2 separate regions of the Homo sapiens genome follow, and region 1 is linked to region 2. Evidence: chromatin loops called from intact Hi-C (ENCODE). Cell type or tissue: transverse colon. All regions are shown on one strand. Links, peaks and the distances in the headings refer to the core of each region. The heading gives the core; the rest is flanking DNA. Region 1 has its middle 23 kb from the start of CCDC68. Region 2 has its middle 80 kb from the start of DYNAP.

Evidence for each region. A loop is a pair of places that touch in the nucleus more often than their neighbours do. Peaks named below come from ENCODE experiments on the same cell type or tissue, not always from the same donor. Only the 100,000 strongest peaks of a DNase experiment are listed, where the experiment ranks them.
Region 1: a loop joins it to region 2, with 4 times the contacts of the local background. A loop is called at or near these places in 89 of 110 quality-filtered maps.

Annotation. Positions count from the first base shown.
Region 1 is chr18:54,978,562-54,987,023 of GRCh38, forward strand. No RefSeq gene overlaps it. Among named protein-coding and RNA genes, the nearest start is that of CCDC68, 23 kb to the left of the region's middle. In transverse colon, for the core only: a CTCF peak has its summit at 4,723 (motif pointing left); no DNase peak of the experiment used is centred there.
Region 2 is chr18:54,667,265-54,675,726 of GRCh38, forward strand. No RefSeq gene overlaps it. Among named protein-coding and RNA genes, the nearest start is that of DYNAP, 80 kb to the left of the region's middle. In transverse colon, for the core only: a CTCF peak has its summit at 4,215 (motif pointing left); a DNase peak (open chromatin) is centred at 5,747; H3K27ac peaks cover 1,152 bases.

The sequences.
Region 1 (8,462 bases), core at 255-8,254, 310 kb after region 2:
ATCATCAATAAGGCTGTTTCACTTTCTTATCGTTCATGTGTTCACTAGAGTAGCACTTTAAATTTCCTTCAAGAACTTTTCTTTTGCATTCCTAATTCGGCTAACCATTGGTGCAAGAGGCTGAGCTTTCAGCCTATCTTGGCTATTGACATGGCTTCCTCACTAAACTTTGGCTTTAAATGGGAGACCTGCAACTCTTCTTTTCACTTGCACACTTGAAGGCCATGGTAGGGTTATTAATTGGCCTATTTTCAATATTGTTGTGTCTCAAAGAATAGAGAAGCTAGAACAGTCAAGACACACAACATTTATCACTTAAGGTCACTGTCTTCTATAGATGTGATTCATTGAACCCAAAACAATTGTAATAGTAACACCAAATGTGACTGATCACAGATCACCATAACAGATACAGTAATGAAAAAGTTTGAAATATGGTGAGAATTATCAAAATATGACACAGAGACACAAAGTGAGCACGTACTGTTGGAAAAATCGTGCCTATAGACTTGCTCGACACAGGGTTGCCACAAGCTTCAATTTGTACAAAACACAGTAACTACGAGATACAATAAAGCAAAGCACAAGAAAACGAGGCACACCTGCACTTATATCAAGCCACTTTCCTTGAAAATGAAGGCTATAGGATTTAAGAAAGCAATCCTAAGGAAATGTTATTCTCTATGGCACTTAATGATTTTAGAAGTATATTAAACAATTTCTTAAAGGGTCTTTTCCAACTTTGTGTTTGGTAAACTTTTGTGTGATGGAAAAACGTGTCCAAAGCGAAGATTCAATGGACTCACACATTTCAATCATTTACCTTACATTGGATGGCCAACAGGCTCTCTGTAAGTGGTGTGTTATTTTTGTCAATGGGGTTTCCATTCAGATGGTTTCCCGGGAGCAATGACACAGGAGTGGGGAGGGTAAAGGCAGGGCTAAGGGTTCAGGAAAAGGAAAAATCACACAGTACAGCTAGCCTGGGAACTAGTCCATCTGTGGTCAAAGAACAGCCAGGGGCTCCTACCAGGTGACTAATCTATGGTCAGCCCATGTCTTCAAGTTTAGGGTCAGGCTATTGTTTCAAGCAGCATTGTTGAATAAGGCAGCCAGGATCCACCTGGGACAGGTGAGCTGCTCTAACCCTCAGAAAGGCTGACTTGGATTTTGCCACATGGCAGCAGCCATTTTCCAAGAGAACAATCCCCAATGCAAAGCATTTTTAATTTGTTTTTATTTTTGTTTAGTGCTGTTGTTGTTGCTTTGTTTTATTTATTTTTTAAATTGGCAAGTAAAACTTGTATGTATTTATTGTGTATAATATGTTTTGAAATACTGTAGATATACATTGTGGAATGGCTAAATTGAGCTAATTACCGTATGCATTACCTCACATACTTATCTTTTTTTTTTTTTTTTTTTTTTTTTTTTTTTTTGCAGTGAGGGCACTTAAATCTACTCTCTCATCAATTTTCAAGAACACAATACTTTACTATCAACTACCATCACCATGTTGTACTATAGTTCTCTTGAACTTACTCCTCTTATCTGGCTGAAATTTTGTATCCCCTTCAAGCCTCTGCTTCTGTAACATTTACCAATGTCTCATTGGACAAAGCAAACCACATGGCCAAGCCCAGAGTCAATGCAGGGGGCGGCCACACAAAGACATGGATACCAGGAGGCATAAAACTGTCAGATTTTACCATCATAATTTACCACAGTTAGCCATGTCAGGTAATGTACTGACTAGAGAGCAGGATATAAGCAGGGGAATAGTAGGAAATACTACATGAAAAGTAAATCACCATTATATTTTGGGAGGCTTGAAACTCCATGGTGAGAAATATACATTTAATTTGTCAGGTTCATAAGGAACCACTGAATGTTTGCAGTAGAAAAGTTCAATATGTGTAGGCCAGGTTAGTTGTTTTTTGTTTGTTTGTTTGTTTTGTAGTTTTTGAGACAGGCTGTTGCTCTGTCACCCAGGCTGGAGTGCAGTGGTGTGATCTCAGCTCACTGCAACCACCACCTCCCAGGTTCAAGTGATTTTCCTGCCTCAGCCTCCCGAGTAGCTGGGACTACAGGCATGTGCCACCACGCCCAGCTAAATTTTGCATTTTCATTACAGACAGGGTTTCACCATATTGGCCAGGCTGGTCAACTCCTGACCTCAAGTGATACGCCCGCCTCAGCCTCCCAAAGTGCTGCTGGAATTACAGGCGTAAGCCACCGTGCCCAGCCTAAGCATCTTGATTTTAAATAAACACACCTAAAAGAGCATAGTCTAAAGTGTCCAGCTTCAGTTCTTTTCAAGAAAAGTGAGGACATAAACATACTTGGGAGGAAATCTAAGTACAGGACACTTCTAGATTTTCATTGATTTTTCGAATCCATTGTTTTCTTACCATTTCCTATTTGGGGAGCAAAATCTTTTTTAGCAATTTATCCTTGGGTCCTTTTCAAAGCATTCAACTTATTTTTCATAAAAACAATTATTCTTTTTTGTCCTACTTCATCAGTTCACAAGATATTCAAGTAAATTATAAAACTAAAATGTAGAGTAGAACTGGTACACATCAGTTTGGGGAAAGCATGTAATTGATGGTTAATAAACACACAACCCAGTCATGTGAGAAGAGGATCTGGGGTTCCAGAGAGTTAGCGTACTAGCTGTGGGATCCAGAGGCAGTGAGCATCACTCACAGATGTTATCAATGGCATCCATGCCATGGACACTAGAGATTAATTTCAGAGAGCCAGTTAAATGGGAATCAGATGAAGAGTTTCTTTTGTAGATTTTGTGCTAGCTTGAAGGATAGCAGGATGGTAACAAATTGGTAGTGCTGTGAAACATGTTTACTGGCTATTTGAAAGATCATTAATTAGCAATATTAAACCATATGGGGTTTTGTTTAGGTTTTTGGTTGTTGTTGTTTTACATGTACAAGTCATTTATTTAGTAAACTTAAATTCCAGTGTGTACTCTAGGTAAACTTTCTTCTTTTATTTCAAATTTCCTGTAGCCTTCTTTTCCATCATTACCACATGTGTTACAATGTTTATTTATTGTCTGTTTTCTATTAGAATCTAGGAGCAGTTGTGGGGTCAGAGACTATGCCTATTTGGATCACTATTGAATTTCTAAGGCCCACATCAGAGAGTCAATAAATATTTGTTTAATGAACAATTATATACAGTATTTTGTCCTTTCTAGGGCCAAGTTTCCAGTTATTGGCAACTATAATAGTTCTAAACCATCTGTTTACTAACAGTGTGCTTTCTGCAAAACAAACAGATAAAACCCCATTATATAACATTTACAGATATTTATGTCTTATCACAAGGTGATTTTCAATATAATTGGAAGGGTATGCTGAGACAATCCTCCTCAATAATCTGTGTTGTAATCAATATGCCTCCTTTCCTACTATGGAGCCCCCTACCACTAAGAACAACAGACATTTAAATGTTGCTTTAAAATATGACTTTGAAAATGCTAATTTTATAATAAGCCTGAGGTTAATTTCCAGGCAGTAGCTGGATCATTAATGACAGTTTTAATTAAAAAGTAAAAGCTTAACATGTGTAGTGATCAGTAATATATCATTATTTTACTATAGACAGTAAGAATTCATAAGAAATGCCTATAGACAGAACTTGTTCTGGAACTTTATTTGTTAATATCAACTATTTACCCTTTTATTTTATGCTTTTAATAAATATAAATGAACAATAAAATGTATCATGGCATTCTCAAAGACCTCTCAATCATGTACCAAAATATTTATTATATAAGATAACATAACATTTTATCATACAAATCTCTCATGTGTCTTTATAGCGGTTTTATTATCTAACTGTGCTCCACATAACAATCCCCTCTTCAGGCTGGAGTTCTTCAATCCTAATTCACATCACTGGGAACCTTTTCTTACCACCTCTCTTCCTCGTCCACAAATTCTTATATTTTTACTCCTTGCTGTCACATAACAGTTGCATCCCAAAGCCTCCTTTTATGTCAGAGTCATCCATTTATTCTTCCTTCATTCCTTATCTACATTTCTCCAAAAAAACACACTTTAAAGGAATAGCAAGGAAAGTAAAGTATATGTTCATTTTAGAGAGATTACTTTGAATTTTCTGAAAAATCCCAGCCTGGTAGAACACAAGGTTTGTGTCCCATGTGCGGTTGCTGGCATTTTTGGTTTTGGGGTCTGCATCGAGACTTTGATTTAAGAACATAAAATGCATAAGAAAAAAAAAATTTTATCCTTTCTTTCCCCAAGTCGTTAATATGATGCCAAATGACCAGGTCATGCAATGAGATTTTTTTTGAATCGTGACAAACATCTAAATCCTTCATCCTTTGTCAGGTAATCAATGTGTTAAAACATTTAAAAATCAAATAGGAGCATAAGAATAAAAAACAGAGAAATCCTCAAGTGTGATATTTAACATCATATTGTTCGTATGATACAAGGATAACCATTCAAACAATGTGAATAACAAATATGTTATTTTTAAAACAAGAGCCCACTAACTGGAGCTTTTTTTTTTTTTAGTTGAAATAATGACTGTAGCGAATCTGGTTTTGTTTATGATAAAATTGTTAAGTATCAGATAAGGTGAATGTGGTTTTTCAGGATCCCTGTTAGAAATTTAGACAGTGCGGACAGTAAATATGACAACATGTTGCCACCTAGTGGACATTTCATAAAACGTCTAGACATCCAGGTTCCTGAAACAGTGTACGTATTTAGGATCCTGGAGTAGGGCTGAGGGGATCTTCTTAGATATTGTCTGTAGGGCTGTCTTGTTTCACACGATTAGTCTTGGCTCTAGATGTATCAAAATTTTAACTGTAAACTCAAGGACTGAAATCAGAATGTAAAATGCCTAACGTTTATTGAGCATCTATTTTGTACTAAGCTGTGTGCTAAAAGCTTTAGCTGGATTATCTCATATGAGCCTCACAGCAACCCTGTTACTACATAACCACCCGCCCTTCCTGCAGATTAAGAAACCAAGGCAGGGGCCGATTAAGTGACTCACCCAAAGTCACTGGGCCCCAAGCTGTGGAACTGAGGCATGAATGGACTACCTGCCTTCGGAGCCCAGGTCCTCGTCGGAGCAGAAACCTTCCTCAGTTTATCACAGGCAAAACATTGGGACTGGACTTCACTGTATTAAATATGGCACGTTGGGGGTGGGGGGTGATATTAAGTTCTTTACTGAATGCGTATGATCCTCGGAAGTGGCTCTAGGCTTCCAAGAAAGAAAACAAGAGGGCCAGTGTGTCCTCTCTGCTAGACTGAAGACAGCAGACACTCTTGTGGGGGGGATCTGGGCAGCTCACTCCTTTACTCCTGCCTGACAAAGCATTGCCCATTTCCAGACTCGAACTTCAGTGGTCACTGTTTAAAGGATAAAACACTGTGATCTGGGAGGGCAACCCAGAAGCTGTGAATATTTGATCTAATTAACCTATTTCTGCCTGTCATTTCTGAGAAGGACCAGCACCTCTTGATGCAGTAATAGAAAGAGTTGTACTAAGAACTAGTAAATAAAAGAATTGTCCACAAAATTGGAGCTGGAATTTGCACATGGAATGAAGAAAAGAGAGATTGTACTTTCCTCCAGTGCTCCGCCACCCATATGCCCAAGCTTGAATTCGTAGTTATATTACAATGAATATTTCAGTCATTTAAAAGCTCCTTACCCTCTCCATAAGCCAACCATTCTGCCCATACAGGCTCCTAAAGATGCCAAAAGGGCATTTTTAAAAGTCTCTGGGCCCTCTGATGCTAGCACGATTCCAGGATCATGGTATTTATTCAATAAATGATTGTTGGATGACTAAAATGCAACTCGGGATATCTAAAGTTAAATCCCTAAATATACAATTTAATGGTATGCTGGGCTTCACAAGTCCATTTTTGCTTAGCATTTGAAATGATGTAGGTGATGCTTTCCAAGATTTTGTGATATTGACTGGTAATTTATATCACCAAACAAAATTCGCAATTTGGAAATAAATAACTGGGTCTATCCTGATGAGGAATAATTACACTATATATACAAAATTTTAGGTTAATAAAATGGAAATGTAATTTAAAGGAGAAATGAAAACAAACAGACGTTAAGAGTCACCAACCTTCTTGGAAATCAGAAATCTGTGAATCTCCGGATATGCTTATATTCTTTGAAAAGAAGAGTCTAGTTTTTCCACTGAATCCACAAAGCTAGATTCTAGTATTCCTTAATACAGGAAATCTCTGTTTGAATATCTAGCAGATTGCTCAACCTTAACATGTTTGAATTGGAACTCCTATTCTTTCTGCCATGTTCTCTTCCTCCCAGTTTTCCCACCTCAGGGAAGGACAACTCCCTGCTTCTAGTTCTCAGGCCCAAAGCCTTGAAGTCATTTTGACTTCTCTCATGCACCACATCCCACCCATCAGCAAATTATTTTGGCTCTTCCTTTAATGTATACCAAGAACCCACCCTTTCTCACAGCACTGTGGTTGGGCCATCCCGTGTCACCTGGATTCCTGCAGTGGCCTCCACACCATCCCACCCCCAGCAGCCCATCCTAGGAAGAGGCATGACCTTGTAGTTTTGACGTAGATACTTTTAAGAATGTGACTCAGCTATCAGAGTGTGGCGGCTTTCATGCTCAAAGCCCTCCAAGGGCTCCCATTTTTTCTCCAAGGACGAAGTACCCATAATGGCCTTCATGGCTTTAGACAGTTTTGACCCCGCTACCTCTCTGACTTTTCTTATTACTCTTCCACGCCTGTCCCCACCTTGTTCTTGGTCCACACTGGCCTGTGCATTTCTTTAGACAGGAGGCAAGATCCCATGTCAAAGCCTTTACTCAAGCAGCTTCCCTTTCTGCCTCTCTTCCTCGCACCTCCACAGAAATTTCTCACCTCTAAGCCTTTCTTTAAATGTCATCTTTAAATTGTAACTGTCCCCCAACCTCCCCTGAGGCACTCCCCATGCCCCTTACTCTAGTTATTTTTCACTTTCCAATAGCATGTGTGATCTTTCAGCATATTATATGATTTACTTAGAATGCTTATTGACCATTATCTCTCTCCTTCTACTGTAAGCTTTCAGAATAGAGGAAGTTTTTTTGTGTTTTGTTCACTGATATAGTTCTAATACCCAAAAGAGTGTCAGACACACAGTAGTCACTAAATAAATATTTTTGCATGAATGAATAGATCAGTCCAGCCATTCAAGACATTTTAATAGATACAAATGGCATCATATCTCAAATAGGAATTACACTACTTTTAATTGTGCTGATTTTCTTATTTCCCCCAAGTTACCTAAAAATATAGTGTAACTGGCATGCCCACTTTAATAAAACATGCCATGTGCGCTTCATTTTACTTCTGACTAATCATTTGAGTCTTAAAAAGAATTTCCTGGCCAGGCTCGTGGCTCACGCTTATAATCCCAGTACTTTGGGAGGCTGAGGTGAGTGGATCACGAGGTCAGGAGATCAAGACCATCCTGGCCAACATGGTGAAACCCCATTTCTACTAAAAATACAAAAAGTACCTGGATGTGGTGGTGCATGCCTATAGTCCCAGCTACTCAGGAGGCTGAGGCAGGAGAATTCCTTGAACCTGGGAGGTGGAGGTTGCAGTGAGCCGAGATTGCGCCACTGCACTCTAGTCTGGGTGACAGAGTGAGACTCCATCTCAAAAAAAAAAAAAAAAAAAAAATCAAAGGACTTGAGGCTCATAGTCTTCTTGCAGCCAGCCCATGACTTATATATACATCACCCTTTTGTGGTATGTTTGTCCTTCACAAGCATCCAACAGAGACATCCTCTCCTCTCCTGTCTCCTCAGATTTCTCTTTAAATAACTTCATTTCCTTTGAAACCTGCCCTGATCCCACAGTTTAAATTCATTTCAATTCAATAAAGAGAGTTAAGAAAGGCCTGTGTCATAAAGAGTATGATTTACTCTTATGTTGAGCCACAAAACTGATACAAACTTGTAAACTAAAGGCCTGGCTCTTAAGAATTTATGATACAGTTGGACCAGCATGCATGAGCCCACAGTAAACAGGACAAGATAGAGTGGATTTGGAGCTAAATCCAATGGTGTAGACACGGAGCGCTAGGGAGGAAAAGTACAGCGATTAAGGAGACACAGTTCCTGCCCTGAAAATTAGCCACTGCCCCAGTGGATTTTGGAATTGCAGTGCTAGTAAATCACGTTTAAGTCTAAGCTAAAAACACCATTCCTCCATGAGGCCTTGAGTTGTTTCTCCAGCCTCAGATACAACTGTGCCCTGAATTCTTAGAACACTCAGAATCTGTACCACATAATTGAACATGTAATTGTATTTTTTCTAGTAATGCTTGCTGGTTTTTTTTTTTTTTTTTTTTCAGGATGGCTAGTCTTCTACTTCAACCAGATTGCAAACCCACTA
Region 2 (8,462 bases), core at 128-8,127:
TTTTAATTGTGATGTTAGGGCGTCAATTTTAGATCTTTCCTGCTTTCTCTTGTGGGCATTTAGTGCTATAAATTTCCCTCTACATACTGCTTTGAATGTGTCCCAGAGATTCTGGTATGTTGTGTCTTTGTTCTCGTTGGTTTCAAAGAACATCTTTATTTCTGCCTTCATTTCGTTATGTACCCAGTAGTCATTCAGGAGCAGGTTGTTCAGTTTCCATGTAGTTGAGCGAGTTTCTTAATCCTGAGTTCTAGTGTGATTGCATTGTGGTCTGAGAGACAGTTTGTTATAATTTCTGTTCTTTTACATTTGCCGAGGAGAGCTTTACTTCCAGGTATGTGGTCAATTTTGGAATAGGTGTGGTGTGGTGCTGAAAAAAATGTATATTCTGTTGATTTGGGGTGGAGAGTTTTGTAGATGTCTATTAGGTCCGCTTGGTGCAGAGCTGAGTTCAATTCCTGGATATCCTTGTTAACTTTCTGTCTCATTGATCTGTCTAATGTTGACAGTGGGGTGTTAAAGTCTCCCATTATTAATGTGTGGGAGTCTAAGTCTCTTTGTAGGTCACTCAGGACTTGCTTTATGAATCTGGGTGCTCCTGTATTGGGTGCATATATATTTAGGATAGTTAGCTCTTCTTGTTGAATTGTTTCCTTTACCATTATGTAATGGCCTTCTTTGTCTCTTTTGATCTTTGTTGGTTTAAAGTCTGTTTTATCAGAGACTAGGATTGCAACCTCTGCCTTTTTTTGTTTTCCATTTGCTTGGTAGATCTTCCTCCATCCCTTTATTTTGAGCCTATGTGTGTCTCTGCACATGAGATGGGTTTTCTGAATACAGCACACTGATGGGTCTTGACTCTTTATCCAATTTGCCAGTCTGTGTCTTTTAATTGGAGCATTTAGTCCATTCACATTTAAAGTTAATATTGTTATGTGTGAATTTGATCCTGTCATTATGATGTTAGCTGGTTATTTTGCTCATTAGTTGATGAAATTTCTTCCCAGCCTCAATGGTCTTTACAATTTGGCATGATTTTGCAGTGGCTGGTACCGGTTGTTCCTTTCCATGTTTAGTGCTTCCTTCAGGAACTCTTTTAGGGCAGGCCTGGTGGTGACAAAATCTCTCAGCATTTGCTTGTCTGTAAAGTATTTTATTTCTCTTCACTTATGAAGCCCAGTTTGGCTGGATATGAAATTCTGGGTTGAAAATTCTTTTCTTTAAGAATGTTGAATATTGGCCCCCACTCTCTTCTGGCTTGTAGAGTTTCTGCCAAGAGATCCGCTGTTAGTCTGAGGGGCTTCCCTTTGTGGGTAACCCGACCTTTCTCTCTGGCTGCCCTTAACATTTTTTCCTTCATTTCTACTTTGGTGAATCTGACAATTATGATTCTTGGAGTTGCTCTTCTCAAGGAGTATCTTTGTGGCGTTCTCTGTATTTCCTGAATCTGAATGTTGGCCTGCCTTGCTAGATTGGGGAAGTTCTCCTGGATAATATCCTGCAGAGTGTTTTCCAACTTGATTCCATTCTCCCCGTCACTTTCAGGTACACCAATCAGATGTAGATTTGGTCTTTTCACATAGTCCCATATTTCTTAGAGGCTTTGTTCATTTTCTTTTTATTCTTTTTTCTCTAAGCTTCCCTTCTTGCTTCATTTCATTCATTTCGTCTTCCATCACTGATACCCTTTCTTCCAGTTGATCATGTCGGCTCCTGAGGCTTCTGCATTCTTCACATAGTTCTCAAGCCTTGGCTTTCAGCTCCATCAGCTCCTTTAAGCACTTCTCTGTATTGGTTATTCTAGTTATACATTCGTCTAAATGTTTTTCAAAGTTTTTAACTTCTTTGCTTTTGGTTTGCATTTCCTCCTGTAGCTCGGAGTAGTTTGATCGTCTGAAGCCTTCTTCTCTCAACTCGTCAAAGTCATTCTCCGTCCAGCTTTGTTCCGTTGCTGGTGAGGAACTGCGTTCCTTTGGAGGAGGAGAGGCGCTCTGCTTTTTAGAGTTTCCAGTTTTTCTGCTCTGTTTTTTCCCCATCTTTGTGGTTTTATCTACTTTTGGTCTTTGATGATGGTGATGTACAGATGGGTTTTTGGTGTGGATGTCCTTTCTGTTTGTTAGTTTTCCTTCTAGCAGACAGGACCCTCAGCTACATGTCTGTTGGAGTTTGCTAGAGGTCCACTCCAGACCCTGTTTGCCTGGGTATCAGCAGCAGTGGCTGCAGAACAGCGGATTTTCGTGAACCGCGAATGCTGCTGTCTGATCGTTCCTCTGGAAGGTTTGTCTCAGAGGAGTACCCGGCCGTGTGAGGTGTCAGTCTGCCCCTACTGGGGGGTGCCTCCCAATCAGGCTGCTCAGGGGTCAGGGGTCAGGGATCCACTTGAGGAGTCAGTCTGCCCGTTCTCAGATCTCCAGCTGCGTGCTGGGAGAACCACTGCTCTCCTCAAAGCTTTCAGACAGGGACATTTAAGTCTGCAGAGGTTACTGCTGTCTTTTTGTTTGTCTGTGCCCTGCCCCCAGAGGTGGAGCCTACAGAGGCAGGCATGCCTCCTTGAGCTGTGGTGGGCTCCACCCAGTTCGAGCTTCCCGGCTGCTTTGTTTCCCTAAGTGAGCCTGGGCAATGGCGGGCGCCCCTCCCCCAGCCTCGCTTCTGCCTTGCAGTTTGGTCTCAGACTGCTGTGCTAGCAATCAGCGAGACTCCGTGGGCGTAGGACCCTCCGAGCCAGGTGCAGGATATAATCTCCTGGTGCGCCGTTTTTCTAAGCCCGTCGGAAAAGCGCAGTATTAGGGTGGGAGTGACCCGATTTTCCAGGTGCTGTCTGTCACCCCTTTCTTTGACTAGGAAAGGGAACTCCCTGACCCCTTGCACTTCCCGAGTGAGGCAATGCCTCGCCCTGCTTCGGCTCATGCACGGTGCGCTGCACCCACTGTCCTGTGCCCACTGTCTGGCACTCCCTAGTGAGATGAACCTGGTACCTCAGATGGAAATGCAGAAATCACCCGTCTTCTGCATCGCTCACGCTGGGAGCTGTAGACCAGAGCTGTTCCTATTCGGCCATCTTGGCTGCTGCTCCTCAAAAGTTCATGCTTTTCTGTTTCACCATGGTGTCCCCAGGAGTTAGCCCAGCACCCAGTGCAAACCATCTCCCACAAAGCCACGTGGCCTTTGTGTCTCCATGGCCTCAGTGGCTCATTTGTGATGGTGAACTGCAGTGCCCAGTACACATAGTGGCAGCAGTGGTAGAAGTGCCCAGGAGGCCCCTAGGTATCCAGCAGAGATGGGGCTAGCTTAGACGAGAAACAAAAAGGCAGAGAGCACGATGGTAACTGAATAAGAGACCATGGGGATCTTTCTGAACCCTTTAGAAGGGGTGCCTATTTCGGGAAGCCGAGGTCCTGCATGCACAACTAGGGGCACAAATGAATTGATGTCAAGGGATTACCATTAAGGTTACCCTATCTTTATACAACAAAATGGGTGCAAGGTAGCAAATGCACTGCTTGCAAAGCCATCTGGTGTTTGACTATGCATTTTGTAGCTGAATATCATCAACCTCCAAATAAGTTAGTGGAATATTTCCAGATAAGTTAGTGGAATATTTCCATAGGCTAACACATACAAATATCCTGACCATTACCTGAAACCTGGAGCTTTTGTCTAACATTTTGGCTTTGTGTAACTATGTTATAATACTTCCAGTTTTATGATTTAATTTACAAGTTCAATACCTTCTACAAAGGTAGCTCTAAATGCCAGAAAACCCTAAAGAAGTGAAATGTTTTTATATTCATCTCCCCCTACCAGCCCTTGGTCAAGAATAGTTATAATTATCAGTTCAAATTATATAAAAATTATTGCTCCTGGAATTCTTTTTCATTTTTTTTGTTATTGCTGTTTAGTAAAGTCTATTTCTTCATAAATACTAAGAAAATCCAGGCCTTGGTCAGATAGTGGAATTTTAGTGGAATTCAGATTAGTGCAGTTTAATCATAAGAACCATTTACATTTTCCCATTTGTGTTAAGTTCTAGCTATTTGCCCTGCATATAGAGAATATAGAGTAGATAGCTTTCAATATCATCTTATGTGTAATTTAGTGACTTTGAGACTAGATGTGCCTGTCTGGAACAACTGTCTCATTAATCATTAGGATTCTTGGATTATTTTCTTGACCTGGTATAGTCATTGTCAGAAAAATTTTGGCAGTTGTTTAGTGCCATCTAGTGGGCACTTTCTTGTGAAAAACAAAAAACTCTTATTTAACAGAAAGGATTGTTGCATTTTATTATTTATAAAATCATGGTATGCAATATTAATTTCAGATTTTATAAATTAGGATATAATAGAGCTATCAAATGTTAGAATTGTTTACTATTGCATTAAATAACTTGTTTTTCAATTAGCTAAGAAATACATTAAGATTGCCCAAACCGCTTACACTCTTTTTTATTGAAAAAAATTGAAGTTTTCAAACCTAATTGAAAACTCCACAACACATATTTCTCATTAATTCAAAATTTTAAATTATTCTATGCAGAAGAAGTGAGTTGATAGTGCCATTAAGTGTACAAGTGTTAATAAAGAATGTAATTTCTTACCAAATTACTTAGTTTAGATAGCATATGATTTACTACAAATAAATATTTCAGGGAAATAATCTAGCATATTTTAGCATAACAATCATGATGGTATTTCTATAAAATTTTGTTCTTCATTAGTTTCAGAAACAGAATATCAGAGTATATTTTCCCATTATTAAATAAAATTTCTTTTTAAGTAATCACTTTTTCTAGCTCAACATAGAATATATGTGTGTGCTTATTGGTCAACATCATTTATTGAATAGCAGGTGCTGCGGAGTGATAAATAGATAAAAAACATCTTTGGCAATGGTGCTAGCGCGTGAGCACAGTTGAAAATATAGTGGGATGCAAAAAACTAGAGTTCACACATATTAAAATCTGAAGCCTTTCTCTTAATTGACAAGAACTTGGTAATAATGAGAGCTACGCAATGTTGAGATGACTTGTCTTGTGAGATATGGATCTCTCTTTCACTAGATGTGTTCAAACAGTAGTTGCATGATGATGATGATGACAATCATGTACCAAGAACTGTTCTCTTTCTTTTCATGAATTATATTAACCCGTTCCTAATCATGAATTATGTTAACTACCAATTCACATGGTAGTATTCATCATGTGAATATGATTAACGTGCCCTGTTCTCAACATAGCTAAGAAGATAGTCTTGCAATATTTTTTGCATATTGCAGTACGTATTCTCATGCTCAATTAGATTATTTAAATCATAAATGATAGCTTTCTCACTAATTTCCTTCAGACTCTGACAGCAGAAACAGAGGGTGAAAGACAGGGAAGCCAGCAGTGATATGATTCAATTTCCCAAGAGCCAAGTGGTAAAAGGACTTATGATAAGATTTTATTTCATTTTATGCAAATTAAATAATAAGACATTTCTTTCTTATCTGAGTCTGTATTTGCAAAATGATACCCATCAGATGGGTACTATATGTCAAAATAGAGAAGTTAAACATTTAAGTTGAAAATATTATTTGCACCGAGGTCAACTTTGATTTCAACATCTGATAGATGAGCAGCAAGGCCCTCTATTCAGGACTTTCCCACCTGTTTAGACTGAGAGGACTGAAGAAGCAGAGCAAGAAATCTGTGCTCCTGAGGCTAAGGGTCATAGTAGCATGGGCGTGCAAGGCAACAAAACAGGTTGAACAAACAAAAGAAGATGACGCGGGCTGAGCAAGGCATGTGTGTGTCAGGGGTCAGGCCAAGAGAGAGACTGTCAGCCACAAATGCCTGCTTCCAATCAGCATGATTAAGGGTCTCAGGAATGGAAGCACAGGCAATTAGAGAAGAGTTTTACCTATTTTTCACCTTCTACCCCATTAAGAGTCAGTCTTTAGCGATTCTCCTGAAAACATCTACAAAATGTAACCAGTGATATTCAAAGGCAATGACTCCCTGACGTGGACCTTGGCTGATACTAAAAACCACAGCTCAGGGAGGCACAGGAGTGGGATTGGAATGAGTTCCCTTTCATACCCATTAGCAGTTGTCTAGACTTTGAAATTTATTCATCAAAAAAAAAAAAATAGCAGCACTGTGTTTTGTTTCTAGCGGTATTAATAAAAAATATCTTCTGATACATAGTTCACAAAAATATTAGCCTATCACAGGCTGCAGAAATCTTTTTCTCCTTTCCCTGAAATAGATAATATAATTCTATGCTCTATAGCAGGACTCCTCAACCCCTGACAGTTCATGGCCTGGTAGGAACTGGGCCGCACAGCAGGAGGTGAGCCACGGTTAAGCAACCAAAGCTCAGCTCTGCCTCCTGTCAGATCAGTAGTGGCATTAGAGTCTCATAGGAGTGTGAACCCTATTGTGAACTGTGCATGTGAGTGATATAGGTTGCACCCTCCTTATGAGAATCTAATGATAAATGTAATGGGCTTGAATCATCCCGAAACCATCCTACCACCCTCCCATCAGTGGAAAATTTGTCTTCTATGAAACTGGTCCCTGGTGCCAAAAAGGTTGGGGACCACTGACCTGTAGGGAATCCTGGCTTCAAAGAGATTATTTTGGGTGGCACCAAGAGCAATCCTTGTCTTTGTTCACACAGTTGCTGGGCTATCACACCAGCATACACAGAGTTTCATCCTCCCAACTAAAATGTTGGAAGCGCTTACAGATTGGCCCGTGGTTAGCCAAGGGTGAAATAGTGTTTGCTTCTTTGTGGAAAATTTCCACTTCCTAGGCTTGGCATTTGGAGGTCTAAGTCAAGAGCATTGATTTCACAGCAGTGGGCTCTTTACTTCTAAGGCTGTGTTTTACTCATGTTGGTTTGTCATTGGATGGGCTCCCAGTCTCACTTGAAAGCATTTCTGCTGAAAATAATAATAATCTTGGCAGAGCATAGACTAATATGGCTTTTAAAGATACATCTCCAATCTCTCCTACACCATGTCTTCTCTGATTCTTGCAGCCAAAAGTGGCCACTCCTTCCTCTAAATGTCCATGCAAATCTGTTCGTACTTCATATGTCATTCACCACATTCTAGTTATATTATACCACAGTATAATTACTTTTTAATATAGCATAGTGTTTAAGTCTGATTAAAAAACTTGGGCTCTGAATTCATAGATATTTGGGTTTGAATCTTTGCTCAGACACTTGCAGGTTATGTGACTTTGGACATGTTGCCTGACTTTGTCTCACCTGTAAAATGGGGATAAAGAGAGAATGTAGCCCTCAGAGTAGCTGTGGGAATTAATGAGAATTAAGCATCTAGCACAGAATAATTGCCCAATAAATATTAACTTTTATTATCTTCTCTCTAATTAACCTATAAGCTTTTTTTTTAAGAGCAAAACACATGTTTTATTCAACAGTGTACTAGTCTAGTAGCCCATGGCATAGTGTCTTACACAAAGTAAGCACTCAAAAGTAATTTTGAATGGATAAGAGAATGGCGAGGCCTCGAGATTATGAAACATGAAAAGGAGACAGGAAGAGAAGCTCATGAAGGAGCCTGTATTAGTCCATTCTCTCATTGCTGAAAGGAACTACCTGAGTCTGGGTAATTTATGAATCACTTGAACCCGGGAGGCAGAGGTTGCAGTGAACCAAGATTGTGCCATTGCAATCCAGCCTGGGTGAAAGAGTGAAACTCTGTCTCAAAAAAAAAAAGAAAAAAAAGAAAAGAAAAATAACTTGTCCAAGGTCACATTGTTATTAACAAGCAGAATTGAGCTTTGAGTGAAGTACTTGTTCTATGACACTCTCCATCCAACTAAACTTTGCCTTCCATATTTGTTGGCTTATTTTGTCCTGGGAAGGACTGTGTTTCTAGAGCACAGACTTTTCTCACCTTGTCTGAGTCCTTAACATCAGCCTAAGGGATGCTGTGTCACACAAGGCCTAACATGGTCAGTCAGATTACTCAAGGTCTAATTTGGACGGCTGCATGCTTAATCTATTCAATCCTGTGCTTAATAGGCCATTAAAAGGGCTGACAACACAGTCCCCAGAATGCCTTGGAAGATTCATTAGTCACACACAGGGGCTGCTTTTGTGCTTCACACAAACAAGGCCATCTGAGAAAGCAAAAGAGGATAACATTTTAAATCCTCTATTCCTACACTTCATTTTTTTGTTTGCTTTTACCTTTTGCTGATTTTCCCTTCGGACATAGGGAACTTTTTTCACATTCTTTAGATCCTAGGCTCTGCCCCAAATTTATCTCTGCCAGAATTCACCTAGGTATACATTCAAGGAAAGAACTAAAGTGAAATATGATGAGCAGTTTCTAAGTACTTTAACTGATATGGTGTATAACAAGTATTTTGAGAGAGATCTAAATTTAAAAAAATACACCTAGCATATTATGTTATGCTACTTCATTAAAAATTAGAGACAAAA